2 separate regions of the Homo sapiens genome follow, and region 2 is linked to region 1. Evidence: read pairs that join two places in POLR2A ChIA-PET (ENCODE). Cell type or tissue: PC-9. All regions are shown on one strand. Each heading gives the region's core, and the rest is flanking DNA. Links, peaks and the distances in the headings are about the cores only.

The links. Peaks named below come from ENCODE experiments on the same cell type or tissue, not always from the same donor. Only the 100,000 strongest peaks of a DNase experiment are listed, where the experiment ranks them.
Region 2: POLR2A ChIA-PET joins it to region 1 with 15 read pairs; 4 of 35 experiments call an interaction of 5 or more read pairs at or near these places.

The regions. Positions count from the first base shown.
Region 1 is chr6:47,250,664-47,262,479 of GRCh38, forward strand. It overlaps TNFRSF21 (TNF receptor superfamily member 21), which reads right to left. Exons shown (of 6, transcript NM_014452.5): 4 at 2,593-2,858. Among named protein-coding and RNA genes, the nearest start is that of TNFRSF21, 53 kb to the right of the region's middle. In PC-9, for the core only: no CTCF peak of the experiment used is centred there; a DNase peak (open chromatin) is centred at 4,358; H3K27ac peaks cover 6,792 bases.
Region 2 is chr6:47,110,792-47,122,607 of GRCh38, forward strand. No RefSeq gene overlaps it. Among named protein-coding and RNA genes, the nearest start is that of ADGRF1, 74 kb to the left of the region's middle. RefSeq lists an enhancer at 2,287-2,456. In PC-9, for the core only: no CTCF peak of the experiment used is centred there; DNase peaks (open chromatin) are centred at 5,520 and 6,000; H3K27ac peaks cover 6,190 bases.

The DNA.
Region 1 (11,816 bases), core at 1,249-9,248:
GCCCCAAATCCCCAGCAGTACCACCATACACAGGGAGTACAAGCCCATCACAGGATGAGAATAAGGAGTCTCAATTAAGCCCCCTGCCTTCTGATTCACTTGTTAGATGGGACAAATTTCAGAAATAAACAATGGACAGAGAGTAACATACTGTGCAATTACCACTTGAGCATCCCTAATCCAAAAATTCAAAATCCAAAACTTTTTGAGCACCAACATAATGCCACAAGTGGAAAATTCCACACATGAGTACTTAACACAAACTTTGCTTCATGCATACACTTTTTCTAATTTTGTATAAAATTACCTTCAGGCTATGTATGTAAGGTATATGTGAAACATAAATGAATTTCATGTTTAGATTTGGGACCTATCCCCAAACTATCTTATTATGTATATGCAAATATTCCAAAGTCTGAAAAAATCCAAAATCTAAAACACTTCCAGTCCCAAGCATATCAGATAAAGGATACTCAACCTGTAATAAGAACTGGCAGCCAAAAATCCATGTTCATTGGCTATTAAAATTAGAGTTAGAGCTGGATCCAAAACGCTGCTAGACATTGATGTATATTGTTGAAATGTGAAATCAAAAATTTAATATTGCCTTCTCAGCCTCCATCATAACTCAAAGGCTATAGCAGAACCAACGAGAAAGTTGTAGAGTGCTTTGACATTACTGTTCTCAAAAAATAAACAACAAAAAATAGCTACTATTAGAATCTTTTGGTATTATAGAAGAGATAAGGGGAAGGAAATAATTAAGGTGTACAAGAGTTTGGCACTTAGGAAGAAGCTGCTTTGTTCTCTCATTCGTTGACCTAATGATTTTATTATGAATCACTCTTTTTGACATGCACTCTCACCTTCTTATTTTTCCATGGGCCCACCACAGGTTTGGGTTAACCAAATCCTAACCTTGCATCAGTCATATGTTATCTTTCTTTTAGGCATCATCAAGGACATTAGGCGACTTATTCTCACGTATCTAAATCCTTCTTTGAGCCTTAGGCTTGTCTTCCAGCTCTCTCCTTAAAGCCAGTCTCTAAGAATGCGTGGCAATGCTTTGCCTCTAAACTCCCTGTATTCAAACTGCCGCCATTTTACTTAATTGGAGGGTTAACATCTCCCTCACTTTCCCCCAAATCCAGCTACTTAAAGCCTAGTTTTACTTGTGAATAATATTTCACACCTAAATTATTTCTTAGAAAGTCATAAGACACTGGTGTATGCCTCTGAATGTTTATCACTTGGGTCTATTAATAAGTATTTTTTTCTGAAATTCCACACTTCAAAGAAGTTAAAAATATGCCAGAGCTTTAAAAGACCACCTTCAAAGTCAATTAGCACCTATAAATTGTTATTATCCAGTTACTTGGATAAAAGATTCACCTGATAAATGATTACATCAATTGTCAAGAATTACTGCGCTATCAGTATAAAAAGATAAAAGCATTTGGACTTCTTAAGTACATAAAGTATACTTAAACGTAAGTATAAAGTATGCAAAATGAAATACTTTGATACACAAAATGTGATATAGAATGATAGTAAACTGAATTGATGTCATAAAAAATCTCTACCTAGCTCTTTTAGGTAACAAATTTGGACCACTGGAATAATAACACAGACCGGCCCTTTAAATCTTAAGTGGGTTTTATCTAGTCTTAGTGGCAGCATTTTCTTTACTTTGGGAATATGTTCTGAAACCTGAATTGAAGTCTGTGGAAAATATGATTCAATATCCAAATCTGAACTTTATTCATGGCCTTTCAGGGAAGTACATACAATTAAAGAAAGGCTAAGTAAAATGAGTTACATCATGGTCGTAACTACCACTTGTAGAACACTTTCAATGAGTCAGGCATTTTATATGCTTTATTTCTCATCTTAATCTTATATAGCAGACTTGAAAATGTGAATAACAGAGGCAAGGAAAGTTGAAGTAACTTACCCTTCATCACCTAAGCTAATATGTACCAGAGCCAGGATTCAAATCCAGCGCTGTCTGGCTCCAAAGCCAGGGCTTATTAGCTATAAAGAAATCACACTCCTGGGTCCCCTCAGTTCCCATCTGATGTGCTCCACGGAACAACCCAAGGAGGAGAATCAGTTCTGTCATCAACTGCCGCTAGCACCACCTGCATCCTCAGGAGGCAAGAATGCTGCCTTCATAAGCCACATCACAAAAACACCCTCTGGAGGAGAGGCGGTGTAGTAAAAAGTATTTTTTCTTGGTTTTGTTCAAAGTGTGTCATGCAAAATGGATTGTAAATGGAGTAACAAAGAGAGCTTTTACAAATACCGATTCACGCTCTGCCCCCTGGAGATTCTGATGTGACTGGTCTGCAGGTAGGGTCTGAGCATCAGTATTTTTTTTTAAAGTTTTCTAGATGATTCTAATAGACGGCCACTGAGAACCCCCGTCCTAGAAGGTAGGGTGTGTGTGTGTGTGTGCAGGCGTATGCGTGTGTGTGTGTGTGTGCCTATCCACCGAATATGTTATTTTTCTTTGTTCCCATACAACTGATAAAATTTGAAGCATAGGGGCAATAGGTCGGTGGTAATGACACACAACAAGGGCTCCATTACCTGGGTGGTGTCTTCCATCAGCCCACGAATCTTCTCCACAACATCGTTTCTCCGGTGCTGGCGCAGGGCGCTAATTAGCTGGGCGAGGCTGGCCTCGGGGCCCCGGATGGTCCAGTGCTGCAGAGCTGCGTAGGCCCGCTCGTGGTCGGCTGTGTACCCATTGGAGAAAGCAGCAACCTCCCTCTCACTGGCATTGCAAAGAAACTGATAGATATCTTTCCACTGGCTTCCCACTTGGGCTGCTACAAGCTTCAGGATATCGATACCTACACCAGAGAAAAAATAAAAAACAAATGAGGGCTTGTAAGGGAAGCTTCTTACATAAGGCAGCTCTGCTTTAATGAATGAACTAGAAGAGGCACGCTTTCCTATCGCTGTATGTCAAAGGAATGCATTGCCTCCCTTAAGCACTTGGCACAAGCAGCTCATCTTGTGGACTAGCTGGTACCCTCATACAAATTTCACTTCCTGAGTGTGGAACCAGAAGAAGGAATGATCATGGAATTATAATAAATCAGACCCAAAAAGATGTTTCGAAAGCCAAACCCAAATAAGGTATTCACGGTGATTCCTCTGTTACTATAGTAATACACCCTTGTTGAAGGAGAGGGGTGGATAAGTTCCAAGATCCCCAGTGGATGCCTTGAAGCCATGGATGGTACAGAGCCCTATACATACTACGCATGAATTTCTTTTTCCTTCTTCACAATGTATGGATAGAAGATTCCTTCTTCTTGTAGATCTTAGCAACCTCAGCATACAATTGACTTTTCTTATTAAGTGGGGAACTTTCATGTTTTCACTTAAAGGAAGCACTTTATGGCCGCTGGCATATCCAAATTATCAGCATCACTCCTCTCGAGCTTTGGGCCAATATTAAGTAAAATAAGGGTGACTTGAACACAGGCACTGTGGTACCAGTACTGAGACAGTCAATCTGATAACCTAGACGGCTACTAAGTGACTCACAGGCAGGTGAGGTCTCCAGCATGGATATGGTGGACAAAGGGATGATTCCCTTCCCCAGCAGGACAGAGCAGGATGGTACGGGAATGTGAGATTTGATCGCATTACTCAGAATAGTGCATAATCTAAAACTTATGAATTGTTTATTTCTGGAATTTCCCATTTAGTATTTTCGGACCACAGTGGACCACAGGCAACTGAAACCTTGGAAAGCTAAACTGTGGATAAGGGAGGACTACTGTACTAAATACAATAGTAACCAAGTAAGTTAGAGGCTCCCATCTAAAAACATGGTGACTTCATGACATTTAGAAAAAGGGAAGCTGCAAATTAAAACTGTAATGGACTTTACCCAGAACTGTCTAGGTAAAAGGTTTTCAAATTCTGGGAATGGTGTCCTTTATATCAACTAACAGTGTGCCCAGCTGTTCCAGGCCAATAGAAGCATTCCTGAAGAACACCTAAGTTGTGCTCAAATTCATGTTCAACAAGCAATTTTCTAATTCATTATTCAGTCTTCCAACTTGGCTTGCATAGTTATAATGAAGACAGCAGCCAAAATGACTGTATAATAACAATAGCTATTATCTTCCAGGTATTATGTTAAGGCATTAGCTCACTGAACATCTTTATAAGGCATTAATATTCCAATTACACAGGTAAGAAAAAAAATACACTTAGAAAAGTTAGGCTACTGGCCCAGTATCACAAAGGTAGGTGAGTTGGTTATTGAACCCAACTCACCAGTTTTGTAATTCAAATCCTGTATGTGTAACCACTATGAAATGTGACAGTATCGATGGTACCTTCCAAGATGAAGGAAATGCCTTGGCTTATAATGACTATGGCTGGTTAGTCTGACAGACAGCTGTCCCCAATGATTCAATATATTATCATCCTGGCTCAGCAGTCACTTGAAAACCCAGTGAGTGTGCATCTGTGGTCCCCAGATCTGATGAACAGATGAAATGGTGATGATGAAATTGGTGAAATGCAAAAATCAAATCTCAAGATCCAAAAACTCAGGATAAGCACCTGGCACCAACCGTTCGTGAGGGGAGGCTCTCCCTGAGTAGCTCACTTTGGTGTCTCTCTGTTTATGGCGTCTTCTCTCTGCAATTACACATTGGCTTTGCCAGGATTTACATGTGGGATGCATATATCACCCTTATAGTAAGGGCCCTGGTATTTTACTACAACGGGTGAGTGAGTCCTCTGAATCAATGTCATGTCTTTGGTTTTTTTTTTTGTTTTTTTGAGATGAAGTTTTGCTCTTGTCAGCTAGGCTGGAGTGCAATGGTGCCATCTCGGCTCACTGCAACCTTAACCTCTCGAGTTCAAGGGATTCTCCTGCCTCACCCTCCCAAGTAGCTGGGATTACAGACACCCACCACCACACCCAGCTAATTTTTGTATTTTTAGTAGAGATGAGGTTTCATCAGTGTTGGCCAGGCTGGTCTCAAACTCCTGACCTCAGGTGATCTGCCTGCCTTGGCCTCCCAAAGTGCTGGGATTACAGGCGTGAGCCACCATGCCTGGCCAATATCATGTCTTTGAATGAGGTCACGCTCACCTGCCCTGATAACATAGCTGTTATAGTTAACAATATCTTAAAAAATATTTACTACTCAATAAAAAAAAATAGGGTCACATTCCCAAGTGAGGCTTAGGAGAGAAAGGAAAAGAGAAGAATAAAGAGGGGTTTACTGTTCTGATTTCTCAATCAAAGGTTTCCTAGAAAAAAAATAAAAATATTTTTTGCACCCATCAGTTGTTCAGGAAAATATTTATAAAATGAGCTATCAATTATTGCTAATAAAAACAATAATAATTATAAAAGTTTCTGTAAAAACGAAGGACGCTGTGGCTCCTCAACACGCATTCTTACTTTGCCAGGCAATCCTATTGAGGCAGATGATGTGGAAGACTGTATACACATTCTGCACCAATCCACTGAAAATGGTTTTCAAAAATCAGTTCCTAGTAGAAGGCTGTTTTCCTGTCAACTATAAAAGTAGAATGGATGGGCAGGGTGGCTCACACCTGTAATGCAGCACTTTGGGAGGTTGAGGCAGGTGGATCGCTTGAGTCCAGGAGTTTGAGACCAGCCTGGGCAACATGGTGAAAACCCATTTCTACAAAAAATACAAAAATTAGCTGGGTGTGGTGGCATAGGCCTATATTCCCAGCTACTTGGGAGACTGAGGTGGGAGGATTGCTTGAGCCCCAGAGGGGAGGTTGCAGTGAGCCAAGATTACACAACTGCACTCCAGCCTGGGTGAGAGAGGGAGACTCTATCTCAAAAAAAGTAGAATGCCACAAAAAATTTAAAAAGGATGCCACAAATTGAGTCATTACTGTACTTCTCACACAGTTTTCCCTGGCAGTGTGAAGTTACTTGAACCAAGTCCTTTTCAGTTTTCCGAGCAATGTTTAGTCAGATACAGAGCTTTTGATTTCAAGCAAATAGACTCCTCAGAAAACCCATAACTGATTTTAAACCCTGCAGGTAACTTTAAGGAATAAGCCAGCTCTTTGTGATTGATGTGGTAGACTCTTCCAAACACCAAAAGTCTTGTTAGTCCCTGAATCTTAATTTAGATCAATTTGACTAAGGTCCACAGTGTCTTACATGAAAACATGACCATGTTTTCTGGTAAGTAGGACCATTGCTTAAATCTTCATAATGCCGATGACAGTGGCTTTGGGCAAACCTCTAACTGTCATGTCCATTTCCTCATGTGTACAATGGAGAAACTCACTAGGGTCACTGCGGATAAGCTGATTAACATTTTCTATAGAGTTACTTTATTTTTGGAAGTGTTCCCATCATTATGAAAGCTCCATACACAGAGGACTAAACTTAAGGCTCAATGCATTTCAGATGCAAATACACGGCCTTTACGAAGTAATTACAGAGTTTAAAAGGTTTAAGTTTAACAACCCCTCCTTCCAAAACCCAGTACTGTATTTATCCTTTTTTTAAGCCACAAAATAAAGAAAAAAAGAAAAAAAAACCCACAAAGAATAGATACAATGAAATTTCCCTAAACTAAAATGGACTGGAAGCTAAATTTAAGGCCTACAAATCAGGTTTCATCTTGTTCTCTCTCTCAGCTAGATTCTCTACTATGAAAACATGGAGTCAACTCCATGAACTGGCTGGGGTCGCCAATGTTCTTCACTGCTGTCCTCTCCCACCGTGGAGTTGATAAATCAAAGATAAATCAATGACTCCCTCAGGGGATACCAACCTTTTAGTCTAGCACATTATCACAAAACCCCAGTGAGGAGACCAGACTGGGGCTTTGAATGCCTTCCTTGTGTAGGAAAAAGTGTTAGTCAAAAGAAAACAATCAACTACAGAGAAAAGCAGGAGGACGATTTGCCAAATTGAGATAGTTACCTCTTTGGGGAGGGGGAAGGAGCACAGAAGGGATTTCAAAGGTATTCATAAAGTTCTGTTTCCTAGGCTGGACAGTGGAGAAATGGGTTTTCTTTTCATGTTATTACTTTTATTTGAGATTTATTTTACTATTCCTTTTTAAACTATCTATATAACATACACATATATAAGATGTGTTTATAAATACTTCATAAATACACATGGTTAAGTGTTCAATTTTGTTGGCAAGGAAATCGCATGTTGGGGTTGGTGACTAGTGCAAGGTCACCCACCCAGTTAGTGATGCCTCAATTGTGGTTAATAGGGAATGTGATGCAGTGGAGGAACATTATTATTTGCTGGAATTATTCTCCTCAGGCATGGCCATCCAGCCTAGGATGAACGCACTCAAGGCTGGCCACAGTGTGTGTGCTGCCTCCTGGTCTGTTATTACTGACCAAGCATATGTTGGTGCAAAAGTAATCATGGGCTGGACGGGTGGCTTATGCCTGTAATTCTTTGGGAGGCTGAGGTGAGTGGATCCCTTGACCCAGGAGTTCATAACCAGCCTGGCCAACATAGCGAAACCCTGTCTCTACTAAAAATACAAAAAATTAGCGAGGCGTGGTGGTGCACACCTGTAATCCCAGCTACTCAGGAGGCTGAGGCAGGAGAATCACTTGAACCTGAGAGACAGAGGTTGCAGTGAGCCAGGATTGTACCACCGCACCCCAGCCTAAGCAACAGAGTAAAACTGTCTCAAAAAAAAGAAAAAAATAAAAGTAATTGTGGTTTTTTTTTTTTTTTTGGTCACCAAAATGGCAAAGACCACAGTAACTTTTGCACCACCTAATAGACACTGGAACAGTTTCCCCAGGGACTTTATTTCTTTTCTTGTGATCTCAGCTCACTGCAGCCTCTGCCTCCTAGGTTCAAGAGATTCTCCCAACTCAGCCTCCCTAGTACCTGGGACTACAGGTGTTCACCATGCCCGGCTAATTTTTGTATTTTTAGTAGAGACGGGGTTTTGCCATGTTGGCCAGGCTGATCTCAAACTCCTGACCTCAAGTGATCTGCCCACCTCAGCTTCCCAAAGTGCTGGGACTATAGGAGTGAGCCACTGCATCCTTTATTTCCTTTCTTTAAATCTATGATACCCTAAAAGAAAGAGAAAAAGAGAGAGAATGAAAGAAGTCAGCAAACTTTTCCTGTAAGGACAGCAGTAAATATTTGAGGCTTTGAAAACCATACAGTCTCTGTCATGACTCCTCAGCTCTGTTGGAGCATGAAAGCAGCCACCAACACCACAAATGAATGTGGCTGTGTTCTAATAAAACTCGACTTACAAAAAAAGTAGGCTGGATATGGCCCACGGGCTGTAGTTCACCAGCCCCTGCAATTACAGCAATTTAAAGAGACCTTGGGTAGGACTGTCAAATAGCATAAAGATTTAGAAAAGCATTTCATTAAAAGAAAAGAAACCACACTCAGAAGACAATGAAAGTTCCCACCCCAATTATTAACCTCAATGTGAAATGACAGTAAGTGACATGGAGACCACCTCTCTGCTTGGCAGGATGCCCAGTCATCTGCCCCATCGGAGTTCCCAGGGTTTTTGTCAAGATTGGTGACAGTAGCTATGTGTTGAATTGATCTAAATTGTTTAACTGGATGTGATGCCAAGTGTCTTTTTCCTTACATTGAAAAGTAACACAACCCTCAACCCACTGAAGGGCTGATAGACAGGGGCACAGAACATCACATTGCCTTTTTTTTTTTTTGAGACGGAGTCTCACTCAGTCACCCAGGCTGGACTGGAGTGCAGTGGTGCAATCTTGGCTCACTGCAACCTCCACCTCCTGGGTTCAAGAGATTCTCCGGCCTCAGGCTCCCGAGTAGCTAGAACTACATGTGTGCACCACCAGGCCCAGCTAATTTTTGTATTTTTAGTAGAGAAGGGGTTTCATCATGTTGGCCAGACTGGTCTTGAACTCCTGGCCTCAAGTGATCCACCTTCCTAGGCTTCCCAAAATGCTGGGATTACGGGTGTGAGCCACTGTGCCCTGCCAACATTGCCTTTTCCCGTGGTGCCAGATCCTGGAGCTCTGGAGAATGGATGAAGTTTCTGAGGAGGTCATCAAAGGAGTCAAGCCCTATACATCCGAGGCTGTACTAGTTAGGAACTATCTGAGAAGGTGGCCCTGGCCCCTGGAGAAAAGCATGAGGATGGGAAGGATCAGGTAGTGGGAAGATCATTGGTAGTAGTCACAAGATATGGTTTCAAACTCCAGATTTGTGACTTGTTAGTTGCATGACCCTGAGCAAGTGGCAACCTCTCAGATTTCACTTTTCACTTAAGTAAAATAGAAACACCCCCTCTTATCTGGTAGAGTGGTTAAGGAGATTTATGCGATCAAGTATTAAAGACTCCTAGGGTGGCATATCAGTACAATTCGGCTCTGCTTCCCCTGCCCCTCCATTTCTGCTTGGACAAGTGTCATTGGGCCAATGAACCTAAAAGATGGGAAGAGTTCTGTACAAACACAGGTTTTAGCACTGGGATTATTGGTGCTGAACAATGAAGCCAAGCACCAGACTCCCGGCTTCCTGTGTTTCTTGGAACCTCACACGTACATGTTAGGAGATGGCTGAAGTCATCCACAGGAGGGTTTATGTGGAAGGAAAAATGCTGCTGCTACCGCCTCTGCCACATGCAGGGCATCACAGCAGTACTCAATGGGTTCTTCCAAGTGAGCTGGTACTGACTTGATCCCCAGCAGGAGAGCTCAAGAACTGAGGTATGAGCTGATAAACTGGGTTATTATGGAAGAAATGGCAATTTCCAGTGCATCATAAAACCTTGAATTACATATTATCTGGGGGACAATCCTAATTTGAAGCTCATTTTTTAAAAGCTGAATATCAGCTTCAGGATGCAAAAATGGGTTCCTTCTCTTTTAATAAAAACCCAAATTGACCTTTATAATTAGAGAAAATGTGAAGGCTGTTTTCCTTTTGGAGATAAATATCTGGAATGAATGTCATCAATGAGAACCCATATCAAAGCCCTCCTTGGATGAGGTATAAAGGACAGTGAAGACAAAGCTGGAGGAAGCAAAGGCTGCCTGGAACTATACAACATAGCACTCAGTTTCATGCTGCACAATCAGGCTTCGTGCAGAATGGGTGCATCTAAGAGACAGGTTTATAAACTTTTTGATGGTATCAAACTCATCATATAAAAAGATTCAATCACCCCCAACACATCTTGTTACATGTAATGTCAGTTCTCATTATTCTTCTAGAAAGAGAGTGTAAAGGGACAAATAATGAGAAAATTCCCAGGGAGGCAATTAATACACAACCTCCTCCCAGGACAGACAACTCCACAGTTATCCCTGTGCCAGTTTCTCAACACACAGCAGTCTCCTGAGATGTACACATGGAAGACGGGAGACATGAACTCAAGACAGCCTCCCTTCTAACACCCCCCCAAACCTCCCTAAAAGACATGCTCCTAACAGGCACGCACTGTGTCCATAACCTTACAAGCTGCAGATACAGGGACAGAGATGGCCACAGCACATACAGCAACTATACAAAGCAACATATGTCAAAGTCAGAAATTGGAATAAAAGCCTGGCTTTAGCATTACTGGAATTGATGTTCCACATACAATGGTCTTGTCCTCCAAGATGCCTTTGAGGCCAAGCCCAAGACCACACTGCTTTGACTAGCAGCATCCCCAGCACCTGTCAGAGGAATACCACAAATATCTTTGGATAAATGAATGAGAGTCTTTTTTTGTCATCCCTGCCCTCTTGACTGACCCTCCTCACCATTCGTCATCTCATTAGCTTCTGTAACCTAAGCCACTGAGAACCTGAGTGGCCCCAGGCCCACACACACCCTAGCCTTGTGGCCCTGCCAGATCTCTAGCCTCTATAATAATGAGAAGAAAGGACAACAGTTCTATGGTGTCCTATGCTCACCACTGGGTGAAACCTGGGCTCCCAGGGACCCTGTTCTTGTACAAGGGCCTCTCCCTCTGCCAGTGCCCTCTTCCCATTTAGAGTGATCCACTACGTCCACTTTAGTGGCCAGAGCTCATAAGCAGGAAAGTTCTCCCAGATTCTCCCACTGCAGCAAAATCCTTCTGCTGGGATCAGCTGTCCAAGCTGTGGTCTCTCCAGCCTAATAACAGAGTAAGTGCTCCTAAAAGCAACATACCCACATGTACCTGTGTTTCATAGTAACCAGTATACGATAGCATGGTTAAAAATTTGTATACCAACAGCAGTAACTTCCAGTGCATCCACTACACAGGAAACTGCTTTATTAGTGCTAGGAACTTTGTATGCCCCAGGTTAAAAATAGTCCTTCCCTAACTGAGGTGTAAAAGTTAGAAGATCTGTTTAGATTTTACTTTAGCTGCAAAAAATTATTTCTGAAGCAGAATTTATCACTATCTAGTTGAAGGTTTAATAGACAATAACCGTAAGCTCAGATGAACCTTGGGGACTACTAAGAAAGAGAAAGAAAAAAAACAAAAAACACCGTGCAAAGATCTCTTGAAGTAAATGGACAACATGTTTTCCAACGATAAACTATCAAAACAGTAGACAATTTTCCAAATGGAAGAAATATCACTGATACTGTGAGGAAAATGGATAATCTTTTATTTCATTCCACTGGGCAAAAAACAAAACAAAAACATCCCTCCTTCCTGCTTATCTTAGTCTGTTTTTGAAGCTATCTCAAATGTCTGAAGCTGTTAACTTATTCATTCAACAAAAATTTACTGAGCGTCTACTTTGTGCCAGACACTTTTCTAGGTACAGGAGATATGGCAGTGAACAAATGCCAAGTGAAA
Region 2 (11,816 bases), core at 1,767-9,766, 140 kb before region 1:
TGTCCACATGATTGTCTCTTACTTCTAACACAACCATTCTTTGCCATTTTGAGACCTATAACACCTTTCATTGTCCTTTATTTTATGTTTCTATGTCCTGGATCCTTAATTATATCTTTTGAAATAAAAACAAAGTTTTAGGTCAGGCAAGGTGGCTTATGCCTGTAATCCTCAGCACTTTCGAATGCCAAGGAGAGTGGCTTGACTTGAGCCCAGGAGTTTGAGACCAACCTGGGCAACATGGCAAAATCCTGTTTCTACACAAAATTAAAAAAAAAAATTAACTGGGCATGGTGGTGCATGCCTGTAGTGCCATCTACTTAGGAGGCTGAGGTGAGAGGATCACCTGAGCTCGTGAGGCCAAGGCTACAGTGAGCCACGATCGTGCCACTGCATTCCAGCTTGGGCAACAGAGTGAGACCCTGTCTCAAAAAAATATGTTTTTATTCTTACTTGGAAACTCACAATTTTCTATCACAATGGAGGAAACAAAAGAACTCTCGAAAATTGTTTTCAGAGGGAAGTGAGTTTATATTTGCAGAAAATTTAAGGGAGTAGATTGTTCTGTCTTCCACAGGAAATTTCATGACACAAAATATAGAAGATAATCCGAAGCAAAAATTATCTGCCTGTTGAGGTCTGAATCAGGATGTGAAAGTTGCTCAGAGACAAGACATTGAGCAAAATATATGAGGAAAAAAATATTCAGTCCTACTGGTTCCTATCTCCACCTACCCACCTCACCAGGATTGCTAATGGTGATTGCTAGTGGGCTGTATTCCAAGGACTTAGTATCAAGTAATTTAAGATTTTCTGTTGTATCTCGACCCAAGAAGAATCAATCTTCTTGACTCTTCTCCCCCTGACTACACACATTCAAATTTTGTAAAGTATGATTCCCTCTTTCATTGACAGAAACACAACCAATATCCACAGTTTTTGCTTAGATGACCTACAAACATGTAAAGCTGTGAAAATCCTAGGAAATGACTCCAATGCAAATAAATGCCAGCTCCAGAACTCTACCTGCATTCCTGAGCCAGGATGGAACTGTCCTGAGCCAGATGAGACCAACTTGCAGAATTCCACATCCTGAGACTTCCTTTCCTTTCTGTTTCACACACATATTTTCTAATGTTAGTGTGTATAACCTGCTGACCTTTGCCCCCACTGGAATTTCTGAGCAAGCTACACATGCTCAGCAGGGTTAGGGAAGTAATTTGAGTTTCAACCACAGCGTTTTTAATTTTTTTACTTTAATCTTTATCCTTCAAACATGATGCCTTAGATACATTCTACCCCCCAAAATCTCAAAATATTAGTGGTAGAATGGTGACCCCTTCTCTCCCTTTTTCTTTTTTTTTTTCTCTCTTCCAATTTGCTGATTTTCCTACATTTTCTTCAATGAATTATGAGGTGAGGGAGATTTTCTTTAATTGCTTGAGGAAAAATTATACTCTTCTTCCTCTTAAAATATCAAGGAGCTTGCGCAAAGCTCTTAACTGGTTTGTTCTTAGCTGAGTATCAAAGGCAAGGTCAGAAGAATATGACACTTTTATGTATAGTAGCAATTTTTTAAGATAGGCTTTCTTTCTAAGCAGCTTAGGTCCTTCAGGTTCATATCCTGTATCCCTTTGTCATTTGGTAGCGCTAAGCCTCAGTTTTCATATCAGGAAAATGAAACTAATAATAGTTTATTATTCATGGTGGTGTTGAGAAGGATTACATCAGATCATCACAGCATGCATGCAGCACACTCATGTCCCCTGATCAAGCACACTTGTAAACATTTTCATTATTTTTATTGTTACTTTTGCCTTGGGATTCCTCTTCCAAAGCCAGAGCCCCTAATCCTGGATAGAAAGAGGACTCCAGCAGCATAACAGAGGCAAAGCTTTACTCCTAGCCTTCCCAGAGATTTCTCCCCAATGAACAGCCAGTCTTGTGACTGGAAACTGTGGGAAAGACCTCTAAGATGAAGATGTAATCTAGTGAGTATCCCATGACAGACCATCAAACCCACTGAATAAGACTGGACTGCTGCTCCAAACAGGCTCCCCAGGGACAAACGTTTACCCTGCCCTTACTAACAGTCCCCAAAAAGCATGCTGTCAGTGACAGAGTGAAGGTGAGTGAAGCCCCCCTGAAGATGCCCCAGCGGGGAGGTGCACCCACAACATGGGTATGAGGAGCGGATAACGTGAGGTAAAAGGAAGCCTGGGTCTGCAACTCATGTTGACAACATTACCCAGATTTCCCCAGACCCCACAGCTTTAACCCTATGTCCTAGAACCATGAGCTGGGAACACATGAACTCAGAATGGGGTTCACACATATCCCCAGATCCCAGAGTTTCCTGCCAGGCCTCTTGACTGGGAAATCTTTGCAGACCCTTATGGAGGTGCCAAGGCCATCTCCAAATTTTCCAGATTTATTGAAAAGATAACTTCCTGGCTGGGAATGTTCAAAGTAAACCACTAAACTGGAGAGGGAGAGACTTTCAGATTCCCTAAGGCCAGCTCACTGTTCTTTTGAATGCCCTTTACCATACCTAAGCCTTTAGAGACACTGGTGAAGTAAATGGTGAACTCTGGCTACTCTCTCAACCCAGAAGATTAGTCTAAGAAAGGTTTTCATGATATAAATGTTAGAAACTGATTATCTAGGCCAGGCGCGGTGGCTCACGCCTGTAATTCCAGCACTTTGGGAGGCCGAGGCGGGCGGATCATGAGGTCAGGAGATCGAGACCATCCTGGCTAATACGGTGAAACCCTGTCTCTACTAAAAACACAAAAAATTAGCCGGGTGTGATGGCGGGTGCCTGTAGTCCCAGCTTCTGGGGAGGCTGAGGCAGGAGAATGGCGTGAACCCGGGAGGCGGAGCTTGCAGTGAGCTGAGATCACGCCACTGCACTCCAGCCTGGGCAACAGAGCGAGACTCCGTCTCAAAAAAAAGAAACTGATTATCTAAACCTCAATCTCAAGAAATGGAGCTGCAGACACAGCATAACATTCCCCTGCATTTCTCAGTCTCCAAATTTGGGCCCAGAGCCCTGGAGACCCAGGAGGCTGAGAAGAGCAAAACAAGACATTTTGCCTCATGCTTCATTCCCATCTCCTGCAATTTCCTGTCAAATCTGCAGCTGTTTTCTACACCACGGCTTTACAAGGCTCATAGTAACCTCTCTCAGACAGAGGAAGACTCTAGGGTTCAACTGGGTCATCCTCCTGCCTCTCAGCAACTACACCCAACTCGTGAGATACACTCACATCTTTGTAAATTTGACTTCCCTTAAATATCTTTTAATCTCTTTCCAGGTTGAAACTTTTATAGATGTCAGGGTTGCACATTCTGATGTAGAGTAAGAAGGAAGGAGTTGTTCCCTAAATTTTCCCTTTCTTCCCATGTGCAGAGTTTCTGATTTGCACTTAACAGGAGGCTTTGTAACATGTACACCACAGCCATGTATTACAGAAACCACAGGTTTCCAGTGAATACTCCTGGGTTGGTTCAGTCCTTTGTGCAATGTACAAAATCTGGTTACATTTCAGGTCCTGGAACTTCCTGAGATATAAGGGATGATGGGGAGGAAGTGTTAAAGGTAAATGTGGTTTTGAGCCAGGATGATTGAGGCGTGGTCTCTGATAGAATAAGCAAGTCAAGAAGCAGAAAAACATTATAAAAGTTAAGATAGCAAGAGAACAGATTTGTGCGCACATTTTAGTTCATCAATGGGAGTGGAATCATGTATTTACTTATTTAGAGAGAAGGTCTTGCCTTGTCTCCCAGGCTGGAGTACAGTGATCATGTGTGATCACGGCTCACTGCAGCCTTAACCTCCTAGCTCAAGCGATCCTCACACCTCAGCCCCTTTTCCCACACTCCCAGGTAGCTGAGACTATAGGCATGCACCACCACGCCTGGCTAGTTTTTATTTTATTGTACAGATGGGGTCTCACTATGTTGCCCTGGCTTGTCTCAAACTGGGGCTCAGGTGATCCTCCTGACTGAGTAAAATCATTTTAGAGGGCTTTACACCTTCATTCTGGATTCAGAAAATATGAATCTCATTAGATAAATGAGATTGTTTCTAAAGACTTGAGGCAGGGAAGATTGCTGTGCTGCAGAAACTATTATTTGTCACAGGAGGTAACTGGAAGCATAGGAAGGAGATCCTGCAAGATAATATGAAAAATTATTTGATACTTATATATAGATTTAATAATTCTTCCATTTCTGGCATAGTCTTCAAGGAAAAGGGAAATTGTAGGGGTGATTGTAGGGGAACTAACAAGGCTTCCTCTCCCTAAGTCAACTCTGAGTTCTGAACACATTTCAGTATTTGAGAACAGTTCTCAAGTCCCCCCAAAACCTTCTATTTTTTAGTAGAATAGTCTCAGTTCCATCAAGTGATGGTTTCCAAAACCCTCAACACTCACTCTCTTCTGGATATGTTTTAGTTCATCAATATTCTTCTAAAAATATAGCATCTAGACTAGCAGAAAAATCTCTAAATGCCATCTGATCTGGTAAAAATTCAACAGATCTATCATCTCCCTTGTGCTGGCCACATTTTTCCCCTCAATGCAACTTAATGCCACATTGGATTATTTGCTGCAATGAGGCAGTCACAATTGGCTTGTATTGCCTTTGCAGTCAATTAATTCCAGTTTGTCTTTTTCAAATAAATTACTAGTTTATACTTATGCAATTATTTTGTTTTGTTTTTTGTCTGACTAAAGGCAAAAATTAACCCTTGTTAAATTATATTATGTAGATTTTAGCTGCCTGCCAATGAGCTTATTAAGACCATTTTGAATCTGGATACTGACTTCTCATTAACCATCCTTCCCAGCTATATGTCATTCCCAAATTGGTAATCAGGCCAGTTACGACTTCTCTCAAATGTTCAATAAAAATATTCAGCTGTGGGGAGAGAAACAAGCCAAGACCACTGTGGCATACGCTATTATTTTCCTCCTTCTCAACTGGGTTCTTCTTCAGGATCATATTGTTAGTGTTCACTTCATTAACTTAGAAAATATGCCATTCCATTATATAAGTCATTGAAAAACTTAATAACTTTTTTCACAATGCGTTTTTGATAAACTTCAATGGTTTGACGAAACGTAGAAGTAATTACTTCATTAAGAAAAATGTGTCTATGTTTTTAAATTGAATTAAAGAATAATGAAGTATTTTACTTGAGGCTCACATTTGGGTTAATGACATAATAATTTTCTAGCACTAGATCAAAGATGAAGGCCAAAGGGAGAGTTGAGAATCCATAAAATGGATGTATACCATAGGCTAGGATGTAGCTACTCAAACCTCAGCAGTATGTTGACATCACAATTACTTAATGATATTCCTGGATTTTTTATGATTGCATAGGCACCTAAATCACTCTGGGGCTTAACATAAATAGAGCAATAAAAGGGAGCCATCTAAAATAGCATTAACCTTTTAAAATCATGTTTCCCATTGAGTATAAGCTAAGGAATTGGGGTAATTGAGTGACTCATTTTGGCATGATTATAAAAGGGGCAGAGGGGAAACGTGCAAATATGTTGATATTCATCTAACAAATATTTTTAATAAATTAAATTGAGTCTATCCCTGGCTATGGATTCCTGAAGAATAATCACAGTTTATCAGTTAAATAATCTCCAGCCTAACCCGTATCCTCACCTTCTCTCATCTCCACCAAAGAAAATAATGAGATTTGACTTGCTGAGATGGATATGTATCTCACCCCAGCTATAACCTGAGCCTCTTTGACCAGTGAGTTTATGGGAAGGTCTTTTCCCTTCCAGGGGATCAGAGACCACCTGCTCTAAGAAGAGCAGGGAGAAAGTTGGACACACGCACAGAAAGTGGGGCATAGGGCTGGGTAGGGAAACTATTGCAGGGTAATGACGTTTCTCGTCCCTCCTCGGGTCCACCTGGCTGGCCTGGGTGTGGCAAGAATACTTCCGACTCATTCAAAGAAGCCTCACACTAGAGTGAGCAACCTTCCCAGTTTGTCCAGGACTAAGAGGTTGCCAGGAACTGAGATGTTGCCCAGCACAATGAACTTTTAATACCAAAACTGAGAAAGCTCCAGTCACACTGTGATGAGTTGGTTACCTCATACACACAACTGAACAGGAGGATTGTAAGGGCTTATCCGAGTCCACAAATCTCTTCCCTTAATTCTCCCTGAAACCAAAACTAATGGGGGGTGGTGGGGGTAGGGGGTGGAGACCTGTTCTTAATGTTACCTGTCAAAGCTCAAGGTACTGAATTTGACTCCTTCCTATGAATTCCTGAGGATGTGCAGGGTTGGTGGTTTATCATGGGCCATAATCCAAGATGTGAAGGGTGGGTGGTTTGTCATGGGCCATATAACATTGTGGACAGGAACAGAGACTCTGGTCTCAACTGCCTGAATCCAAATGCCGTGTGACCTGGAGAATTTTTCTTATCCTCTCTGTGCTTTCATGTTCTCACTTGTAAAATGGGAATGAGAGTAAGGCCTAACTCGTAAGTTTGCTGTGAGAATTAAATGAGTTATGATAAAGAGCTTAGTACATTACTGGTCACATAGTCCATAAGCATCTGCTATCATGTCTCTCTTTAGCAATCCAGCAGATCTCTGTTTGACCTTTGATCATTGCTTGTGGCGCGCTTTGTATGATCATTCTTTCTCAGCTTCAAGCACCGTGCTAGATACTAAAAATACACTCATGAATAAGACTAAGTTCCAGCTCTGCCACGGCCACAGTATAGTGGGCAAGATAGACAAATTGGCAATTGTGCTAGTAAAGTAAGAAGTAGAACAAGAGTTAAGGAGTCTGTCATGGGATATCTTAGAGGGTGACACAATTCTGTCTTCCCAATTAAGAAAGTGATATCTAGAGTGACATCTGAAGGAGAAGGAATTGGTAGGACAAAGATAGGGAGGAGGCTGATAGGGCATTTCAGGCAGAGGGAAACAACAGCATTTCGATAGCTGTAAAGTATGAGAAACATGTCACTAAAACATTAAATTCCATGCCCTGTGAGTTCCACCGATAGACCTAAAGTTGCGGAAGAAAAAGAATTGTCTCCGGCCGGGCGAGGTGGCTCACGCCTGTATTCCCAGCACTTTGGGAGGCTGACGCGGGCAGATCACGAGGTCAGGAGATCGAGACCATCCTGGCTAACACAGTGAAACCCTGTCTCTACTAAAAATACAAAAAAAATTAGCCGGGAGTAGTGGTGGGCGCCTGTAGTCCCAGTACTCGGGAGGCTGAGGCAGGAGAATGGCATGAACCTGGGAGGAGGAGCTTGCAGTGAGCTGAGATCGCGCCACTGCACTCCAGCCTGGGCGACAGAGCCCAGACTCTGTCTCAAAAAAAAAAAAAAATTGTCTTCTATTCTCCCCTTCTTTCTTTTGGTAAGAAGACCCTGTTCTCTGCTGGGTTTTAGCCAAGTGCTTAGCCCCTGAGATTTCCTTGAAACTAAGCATGACCTTGTGACTAAGTTTTGGCTAACATGCCAACTTCCAGGATCCTTTTTTTTTCCCTTTTTTTTTTTTTTAAGGAATGTGCTTGCCCTCCACTTCCTCTCTCCCTCTTCCTATGGGCTGGAATATGTGGATTTGGAGTGAGCCAGGTTCCACAATGCTGATGAGTACAATATTTCAGGAGACAGCAGAACAGCATGAAGAAAGAAACCTGGATCTGCAAGTGCCTAGCAGTGAGCAGACCCCACCAACACTGGGCCACTGCTTCTGGACCATCCTAATAAAGTAATGCAAACAAACACGTGTCTCTTTTTAAAGCCATGATATTTGAGTGTCTCCTTATTATGACAGCTTCCTTATACCCTAAGTAAGAAAAAGATAAAGGGAAAAGAGGAATAAAGTTGAAAGAGGAAATGAAGTAGGTAGGAGAAAAGAAAAGGAGAAAGAGGAAGTATGAAAGCTGGAGAAAAATAAGGCTGACAAGAAAATTAAAAAAAAAAATACTGTTTAAGCTTTCTAGTGGTTAAGTGACCTAGGATAGTAATATTTCCAAATAAGCAAATCTGGCAATTGAGGAAGAGTGGCCTGAATTAGTTAAGGACACAGGCAAGTGAAAAAGAGGCATGTTAGAGAGCTGGCCCAGGGACTGCTCTCCAGCCTCTCTGGCATCATGGCCTTCACTTCTTCATGTGGAAGGAAAACTTCCCTGATGAGCACTAACTTTATGTGGGTACTTTATATATGCTGAGTGCTTTGCATGCATCACCTCACTTAATCCTACAAGGACCCTAGAGCTAAGTACTGTCATCCCTACTTTCCATTTGAGGACTGAGAAATTAAATAATTTATCCAATATCACACAGATAGCAAGTCACCGAGATAGGATTTAAATCCAGTCAAGGCCCTCCATAGTCTGTCTAACTGCTGCCTTATACTTCATACCAGGTTGGAGAGTCTTTAGGGAAGACCCTAAGGAATAGTGATAATGCTTCAAAGTTTCAAAGAAGTTGAAGTCTAACCAAAATAGGGATATATTTTCAGCTGCCTTAAAAAGAACACAGAAGAAATACAATTTGTATCAGTTTATCCACTCCACTGCTCATAGATGATGGGCTCACTGGGTGGTGGGGGTTGGGGGGGCACCTAGACCAAGGGCAGCCAATCTATAGTGTCACCACTGGATATGCCAGTTGCTACAGCTGCAAAAATATAAGCTGACCAATTAGAGTTACCCCATTATACATTTGAAGTTGAAAACATCAGCAGAATATCCAGTTATCTACAGGAGCTAACGTCTTGATGTTGAGGTAGAAGCTAGAGAAGACTTGGATAAGTTTGAAGTTAATAGCAAGCAGAAAGTATGAGAAGGGAGAAAAATGAATAAAGATGGTAAAGTTTCATGGGAAAGAGAGCATGTAGCCCATGAACGTGGGCCAGGAAGAATTGCACAGGTTAAGTTCAGGTCATTTGTATTCATAAAATAAAATAAAGCTCAGGAGATGGAGATGGAGCAAGTCGTTTTTTCTATGTAACCCTGAGAGTCAAAAGAGAAAGAAAAAAAAAAGAGTTGGGGGGAGCTTATTTATCTAAGACAGTGCTGGGAACCCCTATGAACCCTCATATTTGTTTAGGGTATCTTTGAGGTAAAAAACTATTTTAATAATAATAATAGAAAAAGGAGGAGGGGGAGGAGGAGGGAGAGTAAAAGGAGAAGGAGAGACATAATTTGTCCTTTTCACTCTCATTCTCTTACATTTGTACAGAGTATAAGAAATTCATCAGCCGGGCATGGTGGCTCACGCCTGTAATCCCAGCACTTTGCGAGGCTGAGGCGGGTGGATCACCTGAGGTCAGGAGTTCGAGACCAGCCTGGCTAACCTGGTGAAACCCCGTATCTATTAAAAATACAGAAAACTTAGCTGGGCATGGTGGCAGGCGCCTGTAATCCCAGCTACTCGGGAGGCTGAGGCAGGAGAATCACTTGAACCCGGGAGGCGGAGGTTGCAGTGAGCTGAGATCGCACCACTGCACTCCATGTACTCCAGCCTGGGCGACAGAGCGAGACTCTGTCCGCGCCCACCTCCCCCCAGCCAAAAAAAAAAAAAAGAAGTTCATGGCCAGGCGCGGTGGCTCATGCCTGTAATCCCAGCACTTTGGGATGCCGAGGCGGGTGGATCACAAGGTCAGGAGATGGAGACCATCCTGGCTAACACGGTGAAATCTTGTCTCTACTAAAAATACAAAAAATTAGCCTGGCGTGGTGGCCGGCGCCTGTAGTCCCAGCTACTTGGGAGGCTGAGGCTGGAGAATCAGTTGAACCCGGGAGGCAGAGGTTGCAGCGAGCGGAGATCACGCCACTGCACTCCAGCCTGGGCGACAGAGTGAGACTCCGTCTCAAAAAAAAAAAAGAAGTTCATTAACATAGTTTGAGATTTCACATTGTGGCTAATCTTTAAGAAACAGCCACCTGTCAAGTTTAAGTATATTATTAAAGAAGAATATCCAGAATTACCTGAAAGGTTATTAAAATACTTTTCTCTTTTTCAAGTAAACAAATGTGTGACAGGCTAGATTTTCAATCAAAATGCTACATCACAACAGATCAAATGAAGAAGCACATATGACAATCTAGTTATCTACTAATAACCCAAACATCAAAGAGGTTTGCAAAAATGTAAAGCAATAAATGTAAAAGTCTTCTCACTTTGTTTTGAAAAATAGTTATTTTTCATAAAAAATTGTATTATTTATGCTACCAAAAATGAGTTTTTATTATTTTTAAATGGATTAATAAACATTTTTAAATTTTGTCAGCTTTAATATCCACTAAGGTAAGTAAGATAGTCCACATAAACCTCTTTGGGGTCTCCAATAATTTTTAAGAGTGTAAAAGAGTCTTGAAACTGAAAATTTTGAGAATTGCCCCTCTTGTTTTTATTTTTAATAGACTTTATTTTTTAGAGCAGTTTTAGGTTCACAGCAAAATTGAGCAAGAAGTACAGAGATTTCCTGTGCAGCCCCTTCCCCCACACATGCATAGATTCCCCTGCACTTACTATTCCCCACCAGAGTAGTTCACTGATTATGTTTGGAGAACCTACATTTACATGTTATTATCACCCCAAATCCACAGTTTATATAAGTATTCACTCTTGATGTCGTGCATTCTGTAGATTTGGACAGTCATTTAATGACATGTACTCACCATTAGATTATCGTACAGAATAGCTTTACTCCCTAAAAATCCTCTGTGTTCTGCCTTTCTCTACCTAAGCCCTGGCAACCACTGATCTTTTTACCATCTCCATAGTTTTGCCTATTCCAGAATGTCATATAGTAATTGAAATTATACAGTATGTATAAGGAATATGCATTTCAGCCTCCTCTGTGTTTTTTCGTGACTTGATAGTTCATTTTTGTGTGCACTAAATAATATTTCATTGTCTGGATGTACCACAGTTTGTCATCTAAATACCAAAAGACATCTTGGCTACTTCCAAGTTTTGGCAATTAAGAATAAAGCTACTATAAACATCCACATATAGGCATTTGGGTGGACATAAATTTTCCGCTCCTTTGGGTAGATATCAAGGAGCACGAATGCTAGATTATACGATAAGAGTATGTTTAGTTTTACAAAAAACCACCAAATTGTCTTCCAAAGTGGCCATACAATTTTGCATTTTCACCAGCAATGAATGAGAGTCCTTGCTGCTCCACACCTTTGCCAGCATTTGGTATTGTCAATATTCTGGATTTTGGACACTCTAAGAGGTGTATATTAGATTGGTGCAAAAGTAACTGTGGTTTTGACTGTGAATTTTAAATCATTATAACTAGGCTCAAACATATCTTTATTAATCAAAATAGGAACCATTACAATCAACACATTTTTGCCAAGGAGAAACGTTTGTCTATTCCTGTAGCATGGAAGTCTGTGCTTCAGGGTTCAACAAAATCTTGGAAAGCGTTTTCTGCATCCTGCTGGTTGTGCAAGTGTTTTCCCTGCAAAAAGTTGTCAATATGCTTGAAGAAGTGGTAGTCGGTTGGCTAGAGGTCAGGTAAATATGGTGGATGAGGTAAAACTTTGTAGCCCAATGCATTCAATTTTTGAAGCATTGGTTGTATGACATGCGGTTGGGCATTGATATGGAGAAGAATTGGGCCCTGTCTGTTGACCAGTGCCGGCTGCAGGCATTGCAGTTTTCAGTGCATCTCATCAATTTCCTGAGCATACTTCTTAGACGTAATGGTTTCGCTGGGATTCAGAAAGCTGTAGTGGATCAGACTGGCAGCAGACCACCAAAGAGTGACCATGACCCTTTTT